Linked DNA regions of Homo sapiens: all the other regions are linked to region 3. Evidence: chromatin contacts called from ENCODE Hi-C or POLR2A ChIA-PET data. All regions are on one chromosome and are shown on one strand. The core of a region is the stretch at or near the end of the contact, and the rest is flanking DNA. Distances in the headings are between cores, read along the strand shown. Region 1 overlaps MAST2 (microtubule associated serine/threonine kinase 2). Region 2 overlaps MAST2 (microtubule associated serine/threonine kinase 2). Region 3 holds the start of NASP (nuclear autoantigenic sperm protein).

Region 1 (3,117 bases), core at 215-2,714, 350 kb after region 3:
TCTTCTGCCATGGCTTCAGCCGGTCCCTCTGTTTGGGGTCCCTGACTTCCTGCAATACTTGCCTAAGAGCAGGAAGCTGAAGCTTTCTAGGATACTTCTGTTTCTAGAACTAGGAAAATTTTATTTACTAAATTTTACATTGTGTTATGGAAAAATCTCAAAAATGTTCAAAAGTAGAAAGACTCATACTACATCCCCAGTATCGTCTACATTGTCAGCTCATGGTATACTATCTCATCTACATCCCCACCTATTTTCTTTCTCTGTCTCTCTTGCTTATTTTGAAGCAAATCTCAAATTTTATGTCATTTCATCTATACATATTTGTATCTCTAAATGTAAGGACTCCTGAAAAATGTAATCACAGTATTATTACCACACCTAAAACAATAGTTTATCAATGTAATCAAATATCCAGTTTATGTTCAAATTTTTTTTGCAGTTGGTTTTTTGGAATCAGTAGCCAAACTATGTCAGCACAGTGTATTTGGTTAATACATCTCTTAAGTAGGGTGGTGATACAATTTAGTGTCTAAACTAGGAAATTTTATATAATGAAAGAGGATTGTTAATATTACTGGGACAACAGACATAAACCTGTTAAATAAAATAATTGGGATGTCTGATCACTCTTTCTTTTTTTTTTTTTCTTTTCTTTTTTTCCTTTTGAGACAGAGTCTCTCTCTATTGCCCAGGCTGGAGTGCAGTGGCACAATCACAGCTCACTGCAACCTTGAACTCCAGGCTCAAACAATCCTCCAACCTCAGCCTCCCAAGTAGTTGGGACTACAGACATGCACCAGAAGCCTGGCTAATTTTTTCTATTTTTTGTAGAGATAGGGTCTTGCCGTGTTGCCCAGGCTGTACTGCAAAGTTTATTTTAATCTAGGGTGTTCTCACCTTTTTTTTTTTCCTTGCAATTTATTTGTTGCAGAAACCGAGTTGTTTGTTCTTGTAGACTTTCCCACATTCTGGATTTTGCTGATTGCATCCTTCAGAGGTTTTTTTCTGACATGTTCTTATGAGCTCTGTATTTCCTATAAACTGGGGGCTTGACCTGATTGTGGTTTGGTTGGGTTGAGGGGGTGGGAAGAATACTTAACAGTTGGTTCAGTGTATATCTGTCAGGAGGCGGGTAATGTCAAGTCTCTCCCTTGTTTTGTTAGTAGTGGCCATTGATAATTATCACCTAGATTCATTATTTTCTTAGGAGTTTGCAAAAGATGATTCTCCTTCCCTTTATTAACTACAGTACTTACACAAAAGAATTTTCTCCTCATTATCTGTTTTTTTTTACCCTGAAGTACAGATAATTACCCTTATTCGCATTGACTCAGCTTAGACTCTTTCCTGAGTCTTCAGCCTAAAGCCTGAGTGTCCTCAGTTCCTTGGTCAGTGTTTCATACCTGCTTATTACTGCTTCGTTGTGAAGATTGTTTGCCCAGAGCAGCAGGGGGGGAGTTGTTGGTGGTGAAGCCCCTTGGAGTTTGCCATTTACATAGCTAACTGATTGCTCAGCTGAGGAAAACCTTGGCTTCCTCTTCTGGCCCACGTAGAAAGAGGAATTATCTGTAGTAGTCATGCTTGTTATGTAGACTCTGGGACTCTGAGAGGTGAGAATGCATCTAGAAGGCAGCAGCTTTTCTTTCATGTCCCTAGATGCCACAAGAGGAGGAGCCATTGCTGATCCTGATGGCCTCATTTTGGTAGATAGGATGGGCTTAGGGCTAGAGAGTCCTGCTGTTAAGAAACTAGCATACTGGAGTAGTCAGAGAAACGATTAATTTACAATAATAGATCCTTGACACAGAAGAATTAATTTTCATGGCTTTGTTTGTTAATATATACATATGTGTGTGTAAATAGATGGATTTTTTTTTTTGGAGGGCTATCTTCAGGATAAATTACTAGAACTGGGATAGCTGAGTCAAAAATTAAATGTATATGTAGTTTTATTAGATATTGTCCAGTTTCCCTTCACAGTCTATGGTTATACTATTTTACATTTCCATCAGCAGTTTAAGATAATGTCTATTTGCACACAGCCTTGCCAACAATATGATTGTCAAGCTTTTGAATTTTTGCTAATCTGAGAGCTAAAAAATGGTATCTCAATGTAGCCAAGTAAAAAGTCATATTAAAATATTCCTAAAGGATGAAGTTTGTTTTGAGGGGGGATGGAATTTCTCTGTCGCCCAGGCTGGAGTGCGCGATCTCAGCTCACTGCATCCTCCGCCTCCAGGTTTAAGCAATTCTCTGCCTCAGTCTCCCCAGTAGCTGAGATTACAGGCACCCACCACCACGCCTGGCTAATTTTTTTTGTATTTTTAGTAGAGACGGGGTTTCACCATCTTGGCCAGGCTGATCTTGAACTCCTGACCTCATGATCTACCCGCCTTGGCCTCCCAAAGTGCTGGGATTACAGATGTGAGCCACCGCGCCTGGCCTGTTTTTTGTTTTTTTTGTTTTGTTTTGTTTTGTTTTGTTTTGTTTTGTTTATCTTATGTGAAGGGAATCAGTTTCCTGTCCTGGGAAATTGAGATAGATGCATTCATTCATTCATTCATTCATACATTCAACTGCATACTAGGCCCTCTGAGCAGGAGAAGATGCCCACATAGGCAATAGAACACTTCGCAGCACGGGGTAGAGTAAAAGGGATGCTTTTTATTTCATAAGCTTTCAGCCTTATTCACCCCTATTCAGTCATTCCCAGAACTTTTCAAGTGATTTCTCTGGATGTTAGCAGAAATATTTTTTTAATGTCAAAATTCCAAGAATAGTTCAAAGAGCTTTTCACCCCCCAAACCAGGGGTCAGCAAAATAAACCCCATGAACCAAATGTGACCTGTGGGCTGTGTTTATACAAGCCACAAGCTAATAATGAAGTTTACATTTTTTAAGGGATATTTACAAAAAACAAGGAATATGTGACAGAGACCACATGTGACCTGCAAAGCCTAAAATACTTATTATCTGGCCTTTACAGAAAAAGTTTGACAGCCCTTGTCCTAACCCATACTGAATTAGCTCCTGATATGTTATCTCATCAGCCCTGAACACTTTAGTGTATACTTCCTACAGAGACATTTTCATAACAGTACAGCCATTAAAATC
Region 2 (2,898 bases), core at 81-2,580, 260 kb after region 3:
ACTGTTTTCTGTAATAGCTTACCATTTTACAGTTCCACTAGCAATGTACTGAAGGTTTCAGTTTCTCTATATCTTTGTCAACTTGTTATATTCCATTTAAAAAATTATTGTTTAGTTATACTATCCTGGTGAGTATGAAGTGGTACCTCATTGTGGTTTTGATTTGTAGTTCTGTAATGACTAATGATGTTGAGCATCTTTTCATGTGTTTTTTGACCATTTATATATCTTCTTTGGAAAAATGTCTATACAAGTCCTTTGCCCATTTTTTTTAATTGAATTTTTTTGTTGTTTTAAGTTTGTTATATATTCTGGGTATTAGACCCTTAGTTATATGATTTCCAAATTTTTTTCCTGTTCTGTGTGTTGTCTTTTTAGTTTGTTGGTAATGTCCTTTGAAGTTTAAAAATGCCCTTGATGAAGTCTAACTTATCTGTGTTTTTCTGTTATTGCTTATGCTTTTGGTTTCATATCTAAGAATCCATTGCCAGCTCCAAGGTCATGATTTACTTCTGTGTTTTCTTCTATGAATTTTATGGTTTTACTTCTTATATTTACTTCATCGACCCATTTTGAGTCAGTTTTTATATTCAGTGTGAGGCAAGAGTTTATTTTTTTGCATGTGGATATCACTTTTTAGGTATCCTTTCAAGAGTTAGATGTCCAGAGTAAAGTACAGCAGTTTAGGGCTATAGATGTGGACTTGGAAGCTGTGGATTAAATCACCATGGGAGAGAGTAAAGAGAAATAAAAGGAATGTAGGGGAACATGAAAAAATTACATGTGAAAGGATAGATAATGTTAGACAGTGAAGTATTCAACTTAGATAAGAACTGTAGGAGTTTAGATAAAGTGCATTCACTTGAGAATTGCTGTCCTTTTCACTCTTAGTTTTTCTTTTTGTAAGAGGAACTTGTTTCTAATGCCATCTAGTGTCTTTTGAAGGGTATATGAGTAATGTTAAGAGGTTTTAAAATAAAAGTTTTGAAATTTCATGAGACTTGAGCAGTATATTGGCAGTCTTAGCTTACTCTCAAGAGCATCCTTAAGAGAGAAGTAAAAGAACACATTAAATACTTTGCCTGAACAAATTCGGAGCTGAATTTCATCTTGAATAGTTAAGCATTTTTATCATCTCTTTTGTGTTAATTTGTAAAGAATTTAAGATACCTTAAAAATAGTGACGTCAAATTTTTTTCTTATCTTGAATTTGTCTTACAAAAATTATAGACAGCCTTACTTTTTTTTGTTTTTGTTTTTGAGACAGGATCTTGCTCTGTCACCCAGGCTGGAGTGCAGTGGTGCAACCTTGGCTCACCGCAGTGTCAACCTGCTAGGGTCAAGTGATTCTCCTGCCTCAGCCTCCTGAGTAGTTGGGACTACAGGCATGGGCCACGATGCCTGGCTAATTTTTATTTTTATTTATTTTTAAACTTTTATTTATTTATTTTTTGAGACAGAGTTTCACTCTTGCTGCCCAGGCTGGAGTGCAGTGACTCACTGCAACCTCCGACTCCCAGGTTCAAGTGATTCTCCTGCTTCAGTTTCCTGAGTAGCTGGGATTACAGGCGCCTGCCACCATGCCCAGCTAATTTTTTGTATTTTTAGTAGAGATGGTGTTTCACCATGTTGGCCAGGCTGGTCCCAAACTCCTGGCCTCAAGTGATCCACCTGCCTCGGCTTCCCAAAGTGCTGAGATTATAGGTGTGAGCCACCGCGGCCAGCTTAATTTTTATTTTTAAACTTTTTGTAGAGGTGGGATTTTACAGTGTTTCCCAGTTTGGTCTCGAACCCCTGGGCTCAAGCAATCCTGCCTCAGACTTCAAACTATCGGGATTACAGTTGTGAGCCACTGCACCTGCCAAGCATCTAAATTTTTAAAAGGCATTTAAAATAAAAAATTTTTTTAGATAAATTTGTTGGTTGATTGGTTTGTTCGTCCGTTTTGTGCTGCTATGACAGAATACTCGAAACTGGGTAATTTATAAGGAATCAAGGTTTATTTCTTAGAGTTCTTGGGGCTCAGAAGCCCAAGATCAAGGTACCAGCATCTGATGAGGGCTTTCTTGGTGTTTCCTCACGTGGCAGAAGGTGGAAGGGCAATAGAGAAGAAATCCATTCCTGTAAGCCCTTTTTATAGTGACATTAATCCATTCATGAGAACAGAGCTTTCATGACTTAAACACCTCTCAAAAGGCCAAATCTCCCACCACTGTTGCATTGGAAATTAAATTTCCAGCACATGGATTTTGGGGAACACATTCATACCATAGCAGTTGAGGTTACAGAAAGAGATCTTACTGAATTTGTTGATGGTTAGAATACATGGGAGAACGTTTATGCAAGTTTTTGGTAAGGTGTCATATATGTCAAGGAGAACGGCATTATTAAACCACTAGTAAAAAGTTATAAGAGCAGGTTTTGTTTTTACTCTTATACAAAAAATATCAGTGCTAGTCTTTTTGTTTTTTTCCTTTTTCTTTTTTGAAATTGCAGAAATAAATTTTATTTTTAATTTTCAGAGGTTAAAAAAAGTTATGATACTTTAAACTGTTAACAAGACTTAGTTGATATCCAGTTAACCTAATACAGCATTAATGTTTTTATTATTTTCTTGAAGAGACTCAAATACACCTGCATTGTGCTCTTTTAAAAACATATTAAGGATACTTGTATTTAACAAGTTTTTTAGGAAAAACATTGTACAACATTTATGTTTTTCATGATGCTGAAAATGCTGAATTACATGTCAATTTAATTTATCTCTTAGAAGAAAAAGTAACATAATTAAAATCACTGGGTCTCTAATCTTTAGTTCTCTCTCCACAAATAAAACCTGTCACTTTTCACAATAAAAAAGCAAAAAATAATATACAATTAAAAGGAGCTAAACTGAAA
Region 3 (2,825 bases), core at 209-2,708:
TATTTTTCACTCAGCCATTTGCAGGAAATGAGGCACACTGCTTTCCATAACTGATTTGTCTTGCAACTTTCTGAACAAGTCACAGCTTCCCCTTTTTTTTTTTTTTGAGACGGAGTCTCGCTCTGTTGCCCAGGCTGCAGTGCAGTGGCGAGATCTCGGCTCACTGCAACCTTTGCCTCCCGGGTTCAAGTGATTCTCCTGCCTTAGCCTCCCGAGTAGCTGGGATTACAGGAGCCTGCCACCACACCTGGCTAATTTTCGTATTTTTAGTAGAGACGGGGTTTCACCATGTTGGCCAGGTTGGAACCTTGGCCTATTTATTTATTTATTTTTGAGACGGAGTTTCGCTCTGTTGCCCAGGCTGGAGTGCAGTGGCGAGCTCTCGGCTCACTGCAACCTCTGCCTTCCGGGTTCTAGTATTCTCCTACCTCAGCCTCCCGAGTAGCTGGGATTACAGGCGCCCGCCACCACGCCCGGCTAATTTTTGTATTTTTTAGTAGAGACGGGGGGGTCTCACCATCTTGGCCAGGCTGGTCTTGAACTCCTGACCTCGTGATCCACCAGCCTAGGCCTCCCAAAGTGCTGGGATTACAGGCGTGAGCCACCGCGTCCGGCCCCTTGGTTTATTTTTCTAAGAAACAGACTAACACTGATCTCACTAGTAGCATTGTTAATATTAAACAAGATAGCTAATAGCTTTAAAGCGTCTAATCACGGTACCCCCACGAGTAGTAGTCACACAGCAAATCATAGGCAGGAGTGGACAAACAGCGCTGGGAGCATTAATTCTGGTAGATTTGGAGTCTGGGCAGGGCCTAAGAGGATGGGATCAGCGGATTGGGCCAGCCAAAGGGGGCGGGTTCAGAGGGAGGAGCCAGCTGCCTCCCGCTGCAAGCCCCGAGCTTTGAATCAAGCGCGGTAGTTTCAGCTGTAGCCAATCCTAGAACAAAATCTTTTTGCGTCAGTTGTTGCTGAGGCCTAGATCTCACCCAGATCAGTTCTAGTCGCTGCTGCTTGTACCCGTCCTCGGCCCTTGCGTGTCCGTCCGTTACGACTCAGAGGACGGAGAGAAAGTCTAAGTCACCTTCCTCAGTATCCAGGCCGGAAGGAGACTCTCAGCTACTCGCCCTGAACATGCAGAGCAGCACTGGCTTCCCTGTCTCTGGATGCCGCAGGGGCGTCCTGTCAGGAGTTGTAGTGTCAAGATTCCAGTTCTTCTTATGCGACTTGCTGGAGAAGCAGGAAGTTGCTGTTTATTGGAGAAGTCGGGCTAGGGAGGGAAACAATCCCGCGGAGCCATATGGAGAGGGCAGGAGGTGTCTAGATAGTGGTAGGCCGGCGGGGGACGGAGGGTATGGGTGGTGAGTCCTGGCCCTTTAAACCCGAGGGGGAGGATCCGGAAGTGGATGGGCGGGGCGAAGGGTCCTCGTATATAAAAGGGCCCCGGCCGCGCGGGGTCTCTAATCTGCCATTTTCTGTCCCTGAGTGAGTCTCTGGCGTCCCAAATTGCCTGTTTTTCTCGCAGGCTCTATTCCGTTCGCTGGTTCGCCACCTCAGGGGAACGATGGCCATGGAGTCCACAGCCACTGCCGCCGTCGCCGCGGAGCTGGTTTCTGCCGACAAGTAAGCGGGACTGTGGAAAGCTTAAGGCACTGGCCAGTCCGCGGGGAGGGCTAATGGACGGGGGCTCCGGAGAAGGGGCAGACCGGTGGGCGGGAGTACTTGCCTTCCCAAGAGCAGCTGTCGCTGTTCGGGAAGGCCTGGTCACTGGAGCAGTCCTTCTTTTGCTGAGAGCCTCGCGCAGCAGCGGTAACGGCGGTCGGCTGGCGCCCCCTGCCCCGCTTTTCGCGGCCGCCATCTTGCCGGGGGCAGCGGCGGCTGTATCCTTCGCCTGCCCCTCTCCTTCCTCCCCCAGCCCGGGGCGGTTGGCCGGGAGGCGGGGCCCTGGCGCGCGGGTTGGCCTTCACGCCCCTTCTGTCCCCAGCGTGTGCCTCTGGTAGAACCCCTGGATAACCCGGGAATATAACCAACGAAGATTTGGCGCCAAAAGGGAAAAAAAACCTTGCACGAGGAAGGAGGCTGGACCTGAGGGGTCGGGGTGGGCGGGGCCTTGCTGAGGGCGGGGTTTTGCGCGCGTGCGTTCGCTTCCCTCGCCGGCCCTGGGGCAGGGGGCGGGGCCTTGAGGAGGCGGGAAAACTCCATTGTTTGGGGCCGCTGCGGCTCCAGCAGGAGCTTTGGACTATCTCCGTGGGGCCGGCGAGGCTAGTTCCCCCCGACACCTCGCTCACGTCTTGTGCTGGGAGATAGTTATCGCTCCCCGCGACTCCGTGAGCCCCTGCCTGTGGTGGGGAGGATTGTCGTTCTTTAGACTTTGGAGGTGGTGTCTGTTTGGGGGGAACATTACCGGACGTAAAGCGTCTTCAGGAAGCGCTGTCTGGAGCTCTCACCAGCACTGTTTGGTTGCTAGGTGAATCGGCAGTAGTATGCACGAAGTGGAGAAGGACTGGAGGGAAACAAGATAGGATTGTTTTGAAAGCGGCACAGTGCCACTCAGGCGTAATCTGTTTTTTGAACAGTGGAGGGAAACACTACACGAGTTCAAGGAAACAAGTGCTGTTTCCCATACAGTAGGTCTGATTTCCCAATCTTGCCATATTTTTTTAGGCATCTGGTTCTATTTTTTTTTCTAATCTTGTGCGCTTTAGAGGTTAGTTGCCTTCCCTGTAAAAGGAATGGTTGCTGTGAAGTTTTTTAAATTGATATTCTATAGGCTTACACTCTGTCATGATTATGTCTTTGTTTGTTTATAGTTAGAGATTTACGTA

What was found. Hi-C counts contacts between places; a loop is a spot of excess contacts on that map. ChIA-PET counts read pairs that join two places held with the same protein, here RNA polymerase II (POLR2A). Pooled maps may share reads with other maps.
Region 1: a pooled map shows a loop between it and region 3 (2.2-fold over the local background). The contact joins the enhancer-like site here to the promoter of NASP in region 3. A Hi-C loop is called at or near these places in 1 of 50 pooled maps. POLR2A ChIA-PET finds 5 or more read pairs at or near these places in 4 of 52 experiments (GM12878, H1, HEK293 and 1 more).
Region 2: a map of OCI-LY7 shows a loop between it and region 3 (3-fold over the local background). The contact joins the enhancer-like site here to the promoter of NASP in region 3. A Hi-C loop is called at or near these places in 2 of 168 maps with a recorded cell type or tissue (OCI-LY7 and naive thymus-derived CD4-positive, alpha-beta T cell), 14 of 37 single-sample maps with no recorded cell type and 12 of 50 pooled maps. POLR2A ChIA-PET finds 5 or more read pairs at or near these places in 2 of 52 experiments (AG04450 and HEK293).

The regions. Positions count from the first base shown.
Region 1 is chr1:45,927,932-45,931,048 of GRCh38, forward strand. All of the region lies in intron 4 of MAST2 (microtubule associated serine/threonine kinase 2), which reads left to right. Among named protein-coding and RNA genes, the nearest start is that of MAST2, 130 kb to the left of the region's middle. Within about 2 kb of position 1,465, at least 5 of the 41 ENCODE cell types and tissues checked have a DNase peak (open chromatin) inside an H3K27ac peak, as active enhancers do.
Region 2 is chr1:45,842,858-45,845,755 of GRCh38, forward strand. The region is part of intron 3 of MAST2 (microtubule associated serine/threonine kinase 2); the gene reads left to right. It also overlaps the pseudogene TMA16P2. Among named protein-coding and RNA genes, the nearest start is that of MAST2, 41 kb to the left of the region's middle. Within about 2 kb of position 1,331, at least 3 of the 41 ENCODE cell types and tissues checked have a DNase peak (open chromatin) inside an H3K27ac peak, as active enhancers do; they include OCI-LY7, where a contact is called at or near this core.
Region 3 is chr1:45,582,583-45,585,407 of GRCh38, forward strand. It overlaps NASP (nuclear autoantigenic sperm protein), which reads left to right and starts at 1,459. Exons shown (of 15, transcript NM_002482.4): 1 at 1,459-1,623. The coding sequence starts at 1,565. RefSeq lists enhancers at 75-124, 535-594, 1,045-1,354 and silencers at 885-944, 1,855-2,154.